2 separate regions of the Homo sapiens genome follow, and region 2 is linked to region 1. Evidence: read pairs that join two places in POLR2A ChIA-PET (ENCODE). Cell type or tissue: CD4-positive, alpha-beta T cell. All regions are shown on one strand. Links, peaks and the distances in the headings refer to the core of each region. The heading gives the core; the rest is flanking DNA. Region 1 overlaps TRMO (tRNA methyltransferase O). Region 2 holds the start of LOC124902227 (a long non-coding RNA gene).

What was found. Peaks named below come from ENCODE experiments on the same cell type or tissue, not always from the same donor. Only the 100,000 strongest peaks of a DNase experiment are listed, where the experiment ranks them.
Region 2: POLR2A ChIA-PET joins it to region 1 with 14 read pairs; 5 of 35 experiments call an interaction of 5 or more read pairs at or near these places.

The regions. Positions count from the first base shown.
Region 1 is chr9:97,902,370-97,909,665 of GRCh38, reverse strand. It overlaps TRMO (tRNA methyltransferase O), which reads left to right. Exons shown (of 5, transcript NM_016481.5): 5 at 4,674-5,177. The coding sequence ends at 4,933. Among named protein-coding and RNA genes, the nearest start is that of TRMO, 16 kb to the left of the region's middle. In CD4-positive, alpha-beta T cell, for the core only: no CTCF peak of the experiment used is centred there; DNase peaks (open chromatin) are centred at 2,435, 2,945, 4,245 and 4,765; H3K4me3 peaks cover 3,103 bases; H3K27ac peaks cover 4,734 bases.
Region 2 is chr9:98,042,633-98,049,928 of GRCh38, reverse strand. It overlaps LOC124902227 (a long non-coding RNA gene), which reads right to left and starts at 4,357. Exons shown (of 2, transcript XR_007061687.1): 1 at 4,090-4,357; 2 at 1,726-3,469. It also overlaps a transcript of TRIM14 not described here. RefSeq lists enhancers at 4,105-4,154, 4,255-4,324. In CD4-positive, alpha-beta T cell, for the core only: CTCF peaks have their summits at 4,204 and 4,437; a DNase peak (open chromatin) is centred at 4,388; H3K4me3 peaks cover 651 bases; H3K27ac peaks cover 678 bases.

The sequences.
Region 1 (7,296 bases), core at 1,226-6,225:
GAGTCTTCAAATATCATTCAGAAGCTAAATTGTGCTTGTTCTATACTTATGTACATAAAGTTTTCTTATTTGTTTTACTGTCTGACTTGAGAAATGTTGCATTGTATTCTGACTGTCAGGTAGTCGATAGCTCAGCCTCTGGCACAGAGGACTCTAGGAGCCCAGAGTCACAGGGGAAGAGTCTCTTAGCACAGAACTTGCCCCAACAAAGTCCCACTGCTAGAGGCATACACTTTGCTGCAGAAGAGAGGCCACAGGGCTCTTACATGGAGCCTGCTTACTTTAACACATGGTTCTTAACAAATGTTATCTGGTTTCCCCAGCCCACAGCAGATCCCAAGCAGTAGCCTAGGATGAAGGAAGGGGCTGTTAAGATGTGGATACAGCGATACCAGTAAGAAGTAACTAATTTCAGGCTGGGCACGGTGGCTCACTCCTGTAATCCCAGCACTTTGGGAGGCTGAGGTGGGTGGATCACTTGAGGTCCGGAGTTCAAGACCAGCCTGGCCAACATGATGAAACCCTATCTCTATTAAAAATCCAAAAAGCCAGTTTTGGTGGCAGGTGCCTGTAATTTCAGCTACTCAGGAGGCTGAGGCAGGAGAATTGCTTGAACCTAGGAGGCAGAGGTTACAGTGAGCCGAGATGTTGCCACTGTACTCCAGCCTGGGTGACAGAGTGAGACTCCATCAAAAAGAAGAAGCTGGTTGCCAAGGAGATGTCAGATTGCAAAAAGCTGTTCTTTGTGTTACAACTCAGTAAGGAGCCAGCATAACCATATAAAGAGGGAAGTTCATTTATTCATTCTACAGTTGTTTACTGAGCTTCTGCTAGGTACCAGACATTGGTCTAGGTTCTTGGAATACATCAGTGAACAAAACAGATATAAAAAACCCCTGCTGTCATGGAGCTTGCATTCTAATGGGGAGGAGAGAGACAAATTAAAAGTATAATAAGCAATCAAGTTATTAGACCAAACATATTCAACATTATATAATATTAGAAGGTGATAAGAGTTACTGAAAAATTTAAGAATACAGCAGGCTTGGAGTGTTGTTACTATTTTATTTTATTTTTGAGACAGGGTCTCACTCTGTCACCCAGACTGGAGTGCAGTGGCAAGAACATGGCTTACTGCAGCCTCAGCCTTCCGGGCTCAAGCAGTCCTCCCACCTCAGCCTTCTGTGTAGCTGGGACTACAGGTGTGCACCACAACACCTGGCTAATATTTTGATTTTTTTTTTTTTTTTTTTTGAGACGGAGTCTCGCTCTGTCGCCCAGGCTGGAGTGCAATGGCTCGATCTCGGCTCACTGCAAGCTCCGCCTCCCGGGTTCACACCATTCACCTGCCTCCGCCTCCCGAGTAGCTGGGACTACAGGCGCCCGCCACCACACCCAGCTAATTTTTTGTATTTTTAGTAGAGACTGAGTTTCACCGTGTTAGGCAGGATGGTCTCGATCTCCTGACCTTGTGATTCCCCCGCCTTGGCCTCCCAAAGTGTCCAGATTACAGGTGTGAGCCACCGTGCCCAACCTATTTTGAATTTTTAAAGAGACGGGGTCTCATTTTGTTGCCCAGACTTGTCTTGAACTCTTGGGGGTCAGGGGATCCTCTGTCTCAGCCTCCCAAAGTGCAGGGATTACAGGTGTGAGCCACTGCACCTAGCCTGTTGCAATTTTAAATAGGTGGCCCCAGTGGGCCTCACTGAGAAAGACACATATGAGCAAAGGTCAAAGAGGTGAAGACATGAGCCAGCCTGTCCAGAGAAAGGACATGCTGGCCTGAGGGACAGCCAGTGCACAGCCGCAAAGTGGAGGGTGCATGGCACGTTTGAGGTCATGTGGTCAGAGTGGACTGAGGAGGGCTGAGCGGAAGGATATGAGGTCAAAGAGGCACTAGAAAAGGGACGAGGTCACCTAAGGGTTTTATAGGCCATTGTAAGGACTTGAGTTTTGATCTTGGGAGAAGTAAAAGGCAGAGGAACTTGATGTCCGTATCCCCAGAGAGCAGGGGACCATCTCTGGGGTCAGATCACTACCTGTGTGATTTCTGGGATGTCACACCTCAGTGACATGCAAAGGCAAGCTGGAGTTCCTTATTGAGACAATGAAGACTTTCATTCTATATCCAGAAAATAAAGGCTTACACAACCAAAGATACTAGATTTTCCCCTGCTTTACTAGCAGGGAGAGAATGAAGAGGCTAGGGGGGTATTTGGCTTTGATAATCCAACCTGAAGGAGGTTTTTCTGATGGGAAAAAGAAGTCTAAAAGTTGGGACTGGAGATACATGCCAACTGACTCTGAGATTTCCCCATTTCTTCCTGTCAGAGCCACAGCCAGCCCACACTGTTGCCTTTTGCAAAGGAAAAGCCACCCCTTCCTCTGGGTGGAGGCAGCCACCTGCCAGGGCCCAGGAACTGGTTTTAGCCCCAACATGCAAACTTCAGCCAAGTGCCGTATGCAGGGCACCCCCTGCACTTCTGGACACGGCAGTCTCGTGGTCATGAGTGGTGATGCCACTTGAGGGTTGTGCTTCTCTTTGGCTCCTAAGGCTTTACTTTTAAACAAAGCTTTTGATTTTAAAATTGATCTTTTTATTTTTAAAAGTTTTGTTGATAGAAATCATTACATCACTGTATACAGTTGATGGGAGGAGGCTGGTCAGTTGTAAAAGGATTTTATGGTGGAACAAAACAGTCCTGCCTTCTAGACACTTTATGCTTACCACTTGTCCTGTGGTTATTGTCTAATGCAAACTACTATGGAAAGTTTTGTTTTTCTTTCTTTTCTTTTTTCTTTCTTTCTTTTTTTTTTTTTTTTTGAGACGGAGTCTTACTCTGTCACCCAGGCTGGAGTGTAGTGACGCGATCTCGGCTCACCGCAACCGCCTCCTCCCGGGTTCAAGCGATTCTCCTCCCTCAGCCTCCTGAGTAGCTGGGATTACAGGCGTGAGCCACCACACCCAGCCTGGAAAGTTTTGTTTTTTAAACTGCAGTGCAGTATGTGTCAGATGTTTGAAATATGCCTTACTGATTAAAAAAATGATTAAAATGAGAAATTACGCAGTGTAACTACAAAACAGGAACTGATTGATAGCAAACAGCAAAATTCAGAGCTGTTGCAGAAATAAGAAGTGACTTCAGGAAGTTCTGAGTCTAGAAGAGGTTAAAGGTGTTGAAATGGGAGGAAGTTTGGTGCTGGAGTAAAGGTCTGGGCAGAGTGCTGTGGGCACTCTGAGAGGAGAATCCTGACTTGTGTCTGGGAGGGAGTGTGGAAGGAAACAGTGCTTGAGCTGAGCCTGGCAGGATGAGTAGGCAGGGAATTGGGGGAAGGCACCCATGCCAGATAAACGGCCAAGCAGAGGCCTGGAGCCTCTCCCAGAAACGCCGTCACAGGGGAGTGTGATGAGCTCTCCTCATTTTTGAGTGGCCTTCAGAGCCATTTTCTATGAGCCATGCAGTAAAGGAACCTTATTGCCATATAATTGATTTTTTTTTTTTTTTTTGAGATACAGTCTCTTTCTGTCACCCAGGCTGGAGTGCAGTGGTGCAATCTTGGCTCACTGCAACCTCCACCTCCCGGGTTCAAGTGATCCTCCTGCCTCCTGAGTAGCTAGAATTACAGGCGTGCGCCACCATACCTGGCTAATTTTTTTGTGTGTGTGTATTTTTAGTAGAGATGGCGTTTCACCATGTTGGTCAGGCTGGTCTCAAATTTCTGACCTTGTGAGCCTCCTGCCTTGGCCTCCCAAAGTGCTGGGATTACAGGTGTGAGCCACCGTGCCCAGCCCATATAATTGATTTTTGACTAAAAATTGTACTTCATGGCTTTATTTACCCAACCTGCTTATTAGATATGGCCCACAGTGATTTTTGGCTGCTTGTAGAAATCAAATCCACTCCAAGAGGGATAAAGATCCACTGCCACCACAGATGATATTTTGAGCAGGGACAGTGTTTTTAAGATCTGTACCTTCCTGGAAGGGGCATTTGGATGTATGTGATGTTGTAGTTATGAAAAACTAGGTCACAGTTACTTTCTAAATTTATGTTTTATACATACCATATTAAAAATAAAATACATTAAAAATCCTACAAACATAGGAAGTTTTGCTGTTTCTTAGGGACACAGATGTGAGAGAGTCCCAAAGCAAAGGGATGTTACTGGTAACTGCGGGTCTGTGATACTAGCTTTCTGGTGCAGCCTCTCTCGCCTGTAGCTGGTGTTCTGGGTGTGTGTGGGTTTAGTTCTCTTTCTTGTGGCTTTCTGAGGATGCTGGGACTGTCATGCATTTCCTTGTCTCTGTTCTGAGAAGAAAATGACAAGGAATTAAAGTCTACATTGAGTATAGAAAAGTGACATTTTGGATATCAGAAAAGTGACATCTTGGCTGACAGAAAATGAAAGCTCACCTGTCTTAGGAGACTAAGGAAAAATACTACCATGATTTTTCTGTCCAGTAAAACAAAAATTTGGGGGTGTACAAGTTAAACCTAATGATAATAAACACCTCTTGACGGTGACAGTCTCCGTAATGATCAAATAGTTTTCCAAACCCTGTCCATGTCAAGTGATCTTTAAGGAACCAACCAGATTCCATATTGAAGTTTGTTGTAATTAAATTCAACCTGCATGATAGTGCTCATTAAGTTGTGTTTTTTTCATTGCAGATGTTGGTCAGGCGTCATTTAAATATTTTCAGTCAGCAGAGGAAGCAAAGCGTGCCATTGAGGCTGTGCTGTCAGCGGATCCTCGGTCTGTGTACCGCCGGAAGCTTTGCCAGGACCGCCTTTTCTACTTTACTGTAGACATAGCGCATGTCACTTGCTGGTTTGGTGATGGCTTTGCAGAGGTGCTGAGGATCAAGCCGGCTTCTGAGCCTGTTCATATGACTGGCCCTGTGGGGTCCTTGGTGTCTCTAGGGTCTTAAGGAGCCTCCCTCATGTCTTTAAGGTAGCATCATTGATCTTTGGATGTGGCTTTTGGATTTTCTGAACAAGCTAATGTTGTGTCGAGAAGCAACACTTTGTGATCTCATGGCTTTGATTGATTTGGGCTGTTCAAAATGTTTATTTGAAAAACGTATACATTAATAAACTTAACAAAGAGATATAAAATACAGAGAAATCACCAAATGCTTTTTGATCTGTTGATATTAAAGAATCAAAAGGTGATGCTGTCTCGATAATTTCTGAAAGAAGCTGTTCTTGGTGCACTTGATAAAATTAGACAAAGTTCATTCCAGCAGAGACTTTCTAGTTGAGGGGATCTATTCAGTAATTCATATTGGTTTTCCTGTCTGTCTGGAAAAGCCTGACCTTTCTATTTGATTCCAAATCAAACCTATATCAGGAAACTAACAAATAAAAAACAAGTAGAGATAGTTTTTGAGATTAAACTTATGTGTTTCAGAGACTTTGTGACATAGTCACACACACATATATATATGTATATATATTTAATACTGATTCTAAAATAGAGACTCTCTGAGATTTCTTTGGATGTCTTTGTATCAGAAAAGGAAATCACCCTCAGAAGTTCAAGAAAATTGTTACTGTTTTTTTGTTTTTGTTTTTGTTTTGAGATGGAGTCTTGCTCTTTCGCCCAGGCTGGAGTGCAGTGGCGTGATCTCGGCTCACTGCAATCTCTGCCTCCCAGGTTCGAGCAATTCTCCTGCCTCAGCCTCCTGAGTAGCTGGGATTACAGGCGTGCGCCACCATGCCTGGCTAATTTTTGTATTTTTAGTAGAGACCATGTTGGTCAGGCTGGTCTCGAATTCCTGACCTCGTGATCCACCCACCTCAGCCTCCCAAAGTGCTGGGATTACGGGTGTGAGCCACCGTGCCTGGCCTATAATTACTGTTTTTTAATATACTCACTTTGCAACTATTTATTGAGAACCTATGGGTTAGGTTTTGGTGATAAAATAAGATGACAAGATGTAGTTCTTGTTGCAATCATGGTTAATGGAAGAAGTAAGACATAAATAAATTATTGTATTATAGTTTTAGAAATACAGTAATTATACATGGATCCTCTGTAGTACCACATAGGAAACAGTTGTAAGAATGTATTGCCTATAGGTGATTTTAATGATGTGCTCCCAGATAACTGAGGATTTATGATCAACATAACCAAATTAGACACCTGTCAACATGATACATGCTTTCCTAATCATGATTGTAAATCTTAATAGCTGATCGAAATGAGCTGATTGAAATAGTCTTGAATAGTTTTGAAATGAGTTCTGCTGCCTGTGGATACTTGTGCAGAGTCATTTGTGGCTGATGACACTGTACTCCTAAACCAAACTGATTTGTAATTGCCTTTGATGTTACTTAGAACTTCTTGGGGAGGTATCTTTAATTTGATTTTTGGTTTTTGATTTTTTTTTTAGAGATGAGTCTCATGCTTTTGCCCAGGCTGGAGTGCAGTAGCCTGATCATAGCTCACTGCAGCCTTAACCTCCCAGGCTCAAGGGATCCTCCCACCTCACCTTCCTGAGTAGCTGGGTCTACAGGCTCATGCCACCATGCCCCACTATTTTTAAATTTTTTTGTAGAGACAAGGGTCTCGCCTCATTGCCCAGGCTGGTCTTGAACTCCTGGTACCAAGCAACCCTCCCTCCTCAGCCTCCCAAAGTGCTGGGATTACAGGCATGAGCCACTGTGCCTGGGCTAATTTGATTTTTTAAAGCTTTTTATTTTGAAATAATCAGAGGTTCACAGGAAATTGCAGAAATAGTAGAGGTCCTGTGTACCCTTCACCCAGCTTTTCATTTAACTTCTTCCAGTGGTTGGTTCCATCTTACATAACTATAGTAAACGTTAAAGGTAGGAAGTTGACACTGGTAGAGCCTACACTTTAGTTTGATTTTGTTGTTTTTTCTTTTGAAAAGTTATTTTGAAGCTTCATCAGGGCTTGAAGCACAAAATGTTTTGTTTAATATGTTAACAATGACTCTGGGGGATGGTAACCAACGGCCTTATAACAAGAGGACTATTAAATTGTTTGGGGTTTTATTATACAGTCTCAGGATTTTAGAGCTAAGAAGGATTTTAGGCTGGGCGCAGTGGCTCATGCCTGTAATCCCAGCACTCTGGGAGGCGGAGGCGGGTGGATCATTTGACGTCAGGAGTTCGTGATCAGCCTGGCCAACATGGTGAAACCCTACCTCTACTTAAAATACAAAAATTAGCTGGGTGGTAATGGCGCATGCCTGTAATCCCAGCTACTCGGGAGGCTAAGGCAGGAGAATCGCTTGAACCTGGGAGGCAGAGGTTGCAGTGAGCC
Region 2 (7,296 bases), core at 1,583-6,582, 140 kb before region 1:
ATTGATCAATCAAACATCTTTAAACTTAATTCAGCTGAAGTTTTTCTTTTATCACTGTGGCAGAGGCATTTGAACTAGAGTGACTCCATCTTGAATGGGGGCTAGATAAAATAAGGCTGAAACCTTCTGAGCTGCATTCCCATGAGGTTAAAGCATTCCTAGTTACAAGAAGAGACAGGAGGTTGACACAGGGTACATGTCACAAAGGCCTTGCTGATAAAAAGTAGTGGTAAAGAAGTCAGCCAAAACCCACCAAAACCAAGATGGCAATGAGAGTGACCTCTGGTTGTCCTCACTGTTCATTATACACTAATTATAATGTATTAGCATGCTAAAAGACACTCCCATCAGTGCCATGACACTTTATAAATGTCATAGCAACATAGAAAGTTACCCCATATGGTCTAAAAGGGGGAAGAACTCTCAGTTCCAGAAAGTGCCCACCCCTTTCCTGGAAAACTCATGAATAACCCACCCCTTCTTTAGCATATAATTAGGAAATGATCATTAAAGTGGACAGCCAGCAGCCCTTGGGGGTGCTCTGCATATGGAATAGTCATTCTTTTTTTTTTTTTTTTTTTTTTTTTTATGCAGAGTCTCACTCTGTTGCCCAGGCTGGAGTGTAGTGGTGCAATCTTGGCTCACTGCAACCTCCACTTCCCAGGTTCAAGTGATTCTCCTGCCTCAGCCTCCTGAGTAGCTGGGATTACAGGCATGCGCTACCACGCCTGGCTAATTTTTGTATTTTTATTAGAGATGGAGTTTCTCCATGTTGGTCAGGCTGGTCTCAAACTCCTGACCTCAGGTGACCTGCCCACCTTGGCCTCCCAAAGTGCTAGGATTACAGGCATGAGCCACCGCTCCCGGCCAGAATAGCCACTCTTTATTCCTTACTCTTTTTTTTTTTCTGAGACAGAGTCTTGCTCTGTCACCCAGGCTGGGATGCAGTGGCATGATCTCGGCTCTCTGCAACCTCCGCCTCCCAGGTTCAAGCAATTCTCCTGTCTCGCCTCCCAGGTAGCTGGAATTACAGGTGCCCGCCACCACGCCTGGCTAATTTTTGTATTTTTGGTAGAGACTGGGTTTCACCATGTGGCCAGACTGGTCTCGATCTCCTGACCTTGTGATACACCTGCCTCGGCCTCCCACATTGCTGAGATTATAGGCATGAGCTACCATGCCCAGCCTATTCCTTTACTCAAGTTGAACGATTTTCAAAAGCCAAAGAAGCAGTTTATAACCTTAAAGCATTTAGCAAACCTAATATCTGACCTGCCTAAATTAGACTAAATATCTTTATTTTACCAATAATCTTCAAAATTGTTTTTATTTCCCAAAGGTTACTAAAGTCATGTGAACTAAAAGGCATTACAGTTTTTATTTTTCTTTCAAAATATTTAAGTACTTATTTTTCTTGAAGCCAATTAATCAGAGCTCTTTTATATAAACATCACACGCACAACACATATATAACTACACAGACAGACAGATGGAAGAAGATCCAGTAGCTGTAGGATTTTTCATTTGCCAGTTTTTATATTTCTTAATTGGATTACTGGCTTTAGAGTGGAGCCCTTTGTAGAACAGGGTGAGGAAAGCAGTTTCTAGGACCTAATAAGCAGGCACACCTGGAAGGTAAAATGGATTCCCCCAATATTAAGGGTTTCATTTTTAGACCAGATCTCAGATCCCAAAAGGAGAAATGCTATGAACAAGACAGTGCAATGATTTTACCATGCATTTAATTGCAAAGCAATCCAAAGCTAACCAGCCCATTCTGTGACTAGCCCATCATCCATGGGAGTCTTGTCTCTCAGTCAGGGGGTGTGGGTGACATTTCCATACTTTTTTTTTTTTTTTTTTTGAGAAGGAGTCTCACACCATCACCCAGGCTGGAGTGCAGTGGCATGATCTCAGCTCACTGCAACCTCCACCTTCTGGGTTCAAGCGATTCTTCTGCCTCAGCCTCCTGAGTAGCTGGCACTACAGGCATGTGCCACCACGCCCAGCTAATTTTTGTATTTCTAGTAGAGATGAAGTTTCACCACATTGGCCAGGCTGGTCTCAAACTCCTGACCTTGTGATCCACCTGCCTTGACCCCCTCAAAGTGCTGGGATTACAGGTATGAGGAACCACGCCCGGCTCATTTCCATGCTTTCTAGGTGGCCAAGAGCATGCTTCTCTGATCCGAACATGCAAAGAGCTGAGAATTCCCCCATAATTGCCATTAGCTATCCCCAAAACTGTATTTCCTACCTAGCTATTACACACTAAATTTCTCTCATAATGTGAAGTAACTTCTGGTACCCCCAAAACTCAAAAATATCAGATAATGCAATGCAGAAAAGAACAGAGCCTTAGATTTTGAGAGGGCTCTAACTGCTTCCAATTCCTGGGGTTTCATGAGAAAAACAGAGGTTTTTCCCAAAACAGGCTCTGTGGTGCCTCCTGTTTTACCCAAGGAGTCCCAGGCTGTTAGAGCTTGAATATCTTTTTGGGTATCTTTACAGCAGTGGTCCACTCTACTGGTACTAATTTACTGTATTTGTCCATTTTCACACTGCTGATAAAGACACACCCAGGACTGGGTAATTTATAAAGAAAAAGAGGTTTGATGGTCTCACAGTTCCACGTGGTGGGGGAGGCCTCACAGTTATGGTGAAAGGCAAAAGGCACGTCTTACATGGCAGCAGACGAGAGAATGAAAACCAAGCAAAAGGGATTTCCCCTTATAAAAACCATCAAATCTCGTGAGACTTACTCACTACCATGAGAACAGTATGGGGGAAACCGCCACCATGATTTAATTCTCTCCCACTAGGTCCCTCCCACAACACATGGGAATTATGGGAGCTACAATTCAAGATGAGATTTAGTTGGGGACACAACAAAGCCATATCACCCACCCATTGCAGTGATACTGAATCAAAAGTTCAAGTGGTCACTTTTTGGTCACAAAGGGACCTTTTCCAGCTGTCCCATCAGCCCTTAAATTTCACCTTTGGGGGGAAAAGTTTCCCCAGGTTCTAAGGTCCTGTACGTGCCTAATCCTGTCACTCATAGCTGTCAGCAAAGAGTACAAGGCAGATTTAATTTTTTTTAATCAATTAGTTGCCTAAGCTTTTTATTTGCCTTTTGTAAAGGCTTTAAATAAAAATATGGAAATCTTTTTAAACTCTTCTGCATATCAGCTGGGCGCAGTGGCTCACGCCTGTAATCCCAGCACTTTGAGAGGCCAAGGCGGGTGGATCACAAGGTCAGGAGTTCAAGATCAGCCTGGCCAATATGGTGAAACCCCCTCTCTAATAAGAATGCAAAATTAGCCGAGTGTGGTGGCGCATGCCTGTAATCCCAGCTACTCAGGAGGCTGAGGTAGGAGAATTGTTTGAACCCGGGAGGCGGAGGTTGCTGTGAGCCGAGATCACGCCATTGCACTACAGCCTGGGCAACAAGAACGAAACTCCATCTCTGAAAAAAAAAACAAAAAACAAAAAAACTCTTCTGCATATCAACAGACATCCCTAGATGAGACTAATTAGGGAGCCCTCATTTTCAAATGCATTTCAGTGCAGTTTTATTCATTTGGAATGTTCCACTGTAAGTTACCTTTAGTACGATTTCACCATTTCTGTAAGACTTCGCTGCTTCCAGGGCCCTAATACTTACGCATGTATAAGTCAGAAGGAACTCAGTTCTTCAGAAATTAAGTATCAAATTTTTACCTAGGATATTGGGTTTGCTCTCGGGTTCCCTTGATTAACTTAGCCAATGATTTTTTTTCCTGTGTAAGCACTGAAGAAAAATGAAACAAAGGGGTGAAAAACAAAAATCCCTGTGAATTTCCAAAACCCAAATTTTACACCCCCTGCAATATTACCATTTACTACCAGTTTCTTTCTGACCCAGTCAGTTGTAAGAGGCCTTAACTGGATCCAAGCCAGTTAATTACCAGATCTAATTCAATCCCGGACCCAGTCCAATTTCTGTTGTGATTTCCAAACCCAGTTTGGAACAGAAATTTCCTCAAAGAAACTCGGAGAGCTCAAAGCACAAATCCATGGAGTTCTGAAATCTGAGCAAGAACTTACCATGATCCCCAGCTGCTCCAAGAGATCAATGGACACAAATGGGTCCTGCAGGTACCTTGCTTGATCACTCAGCACCCCTGGGGGTCATTAGAAGAAGCTCTACTTCAGATCCTGTTTCTGACCCCATCTGATGAAAGCAAAACTTCAGCTGAATTAAATTTAAAGGAGTTTAGTTGAGAAATGAACAATCCATGAACTGGGGAGCCTTTTGAGCCAGGCTAGGCTCAGAAACTCTAGCACAGCCATGTGGTGGAAGAAGGTTTACGACAGAAAAAGGGAAGTGATGTACAGAAAACGGAAGTGAGGTTCAGAAACAACTGGATTGGTTACAGCTCAGCATTTGTCTTATTTGAACACAGTTCAAACAGTTGGCTACATTTGATTGGCCAAAAACTCAGTAATTGGCACAGGTGTGGGCCATGGTTTGTTTATACCTCCACTTGTTATAGTTCACGATGTACAGAGAAACCTTTAGGCTGAACTTAAAATATGTAAGGAGGCAGCTTTAGGCTAAACTTGATTTAACAAGAGATACCAGAGATGACCTTGTACTGAGAGAGGATTTGACCTTGGCATGTGAAATGGTGGACGAGAGCTACAAAGTTAGGGGTGGCTGAGCACAATTTACAGGAAGTAGTCTTGGCTGTTGTTTTTTTTCTGTCTTAGGAGGCTGTTGTTTAAGGATCCTACTTCTAGTTCGGAGGTGCATTCTTTATTTTTATTTTTTGGAGACAGAGTCTGCTCTGTCACCTAGGCTGGAGTGCAGTGGTGCAATCTTGGCTCACTGCAACCTCCGCCTTCTGGGTTCAGGCAATTCTCCTGCCTCAGCCTCTCACGTAGCTGGGACCACAGGCATGCACCGTCATACCCAGCTAATTTTTTGTGTTTTAATAGAGACAGGGTTTCATCATGTTGCACAGGGTGGTCTCAAACTCCTGAGCTCAGGCAATCCACCCGCCTTGGCCTCCCAAAGTGCTGTGATTATAGGTGTGAGCCACCACACTGAGCTCAGAGGCGCATTCTAAAGGGTCTTCTCCATTGCTTTTTCTCCCAAAATTAATCTCAATTTGGCTTGTCTGTGTACATTTAAGTGAGGAACTGAACTGTTGTTTTCATAGGTAAATGACAGACTGAGTTTACTCAGCATCCAAGAGAAAGAGCATTTTGCAGCCAGGCACGGTGGCTCATGCCTGTAATCCCAGCACTTTGGGAAGCCAAGGCGGGCAGATCACGAGGTCAGGAGATCAAGACCATCCTGGCCAACATGGTGAAACCTCATCTCTACTAAAAATACAAAAATTAGCTGGGCATGGTGGCGCGTGCCTGTAATCCCAGCTACTCGGGAGGCTGAACCAGGAGAATAGCTTGAACCAGGGAGTTGGAGGTTGCAGTGAGCCGAGATGGTGCCACTGCACTCCAGCCTGGTGACAGACCAAGACTCTTTCTCAAAAAAAAAAAAAAAAAAAAAAAAGAGAAAGGGCATTTTGCCCTTGCTAGCTGAAAGGCGCCCCTGGGTGACCGGGGGCCACATGGGAGTGTCTGGAGGGTTGACCCTCATGACGTGCAACGGCCCTACAGGGAACCCTCACCAAAATTAGTTTTAAAAAGGCTTGTCCAGGAAGGGCATATGGAAGCTGATGACTCCGCACTTTCAGCCCTCCTGAAGGGGCTTAGACCTGCAGAGTCAGAAACTGAGACGCTAAGAGGGCAGTAACACCTCAGTGGTGACACACTATGGAGTGCTGCCCTCAAGCAGCACACACTTTGACCCACTCCACAAAAGCCCTAGGACACAGCTCAGTTCCTCCTTTTAAGAAAAAAAAAAAAAAAAAAAGGAAACAAATAATCTAAGAAGGCGGAGAAAACAAGAAGAGTAACCCCTTTTGGGGCACTCTTAGTGTTATGGCACCTCTACTTGTTAGAATTTGTGTAAAATGGAAATATTATGGTCTTTGTGCACAAGATGACCACTGCATTAAGGAAAAAGAGCCCAAAGGTCCACAGAATTTCTAAGTTCTCTTTCTCTCTATTTTCTTTTCTGCTTGCTTTAACTCTGCTGTTACTTTTCTACTGAGATAAAAACCACTGTTTAGATCCAAACTTTTTTTTTTTTTGCAAGCCAGTGAATTTGTGTTTATCTCATGGCTAGAGTTCTGAAGTAAAAGCTATAGGATCTCTCTCTGTGTGTGTGTATGTGTGTCTGTGTGTGTGTATTTCCTTTATGATAGATTTCTATAATTTTATGTTTAACTGGCAATTAAATCAGTTTTAACTTCCCTCTAGCACACCAGACTTTTTCCTCTCTGAATTTAGAGATGTAAATTTTGCTATCTGATTTTTCACCTAAGAGTTGTTTGCTTTAACATGCAAATTAGCCAGGCATGGTGGCCCATGCCTGTAATCCCAGCACTTTGGAAGGTTGAGGTGGGCAGATCACCTGAGGTCAGGAGTTCCAGACCAGCCTGGCCAACATGGCAAAACTAAAAATACAAAAATTAGCTGGGCATGGTGGCACATGCCTGTAATCCCAGCTACTCGGGAGGCTGAGGCGGAAGAATCGCTTGAACCCAGGAGGGGGAGGTTGCAGTGAGCCAGTATCGCGCCATTGCACTCCAGCCTGGGCAATAGAGCGAGATTCCATCTAAAAAAAAAAAAAATGCAAATTTAGGGCTAGTCAGCTGACAATTCCCTAGAGTAAAGAAACAGGTTATCAAGAATTTGCAAGTCTAAATAGGGGGAAAAAAAGAGGTCTTATGAGTCTATAAGATGTACTTCTATTGGCATGCCTAATACGTCTATGTATTTATGTGTTGTATACACAATGTTTCACTACTAAAAATGTATGAGTTCTAATTAACTGGCTTAAAGAAAAATAAAAGTGCTTAAATCAAATACTTTATCAAAAAAGAAAGACTAATCAAATGCTTTTTCAAGATTGCATGACTTAAGTAAACTCTTTTTTTTTTTTTTTGAGGTAGAGTCTCGCTCTGTCTCCAGGCTGGAGTGCAGTGGCGTGATCTCGGCTCACTGCAACCTCCATCTCCCAGGTTCAAGTGATTCTTCTGCCTCAGCCTCCTGAGTAGCTGGTACTACAGGTGCGCACCACCATGCTCAGCTAATTTTTGTATTTTTAGTAGAGACGGGGTTTCACCGTGTTGGCCAGGATGGTCTCAATCTCTTCACCTCATGATCTGCCCTCCTCGGCCT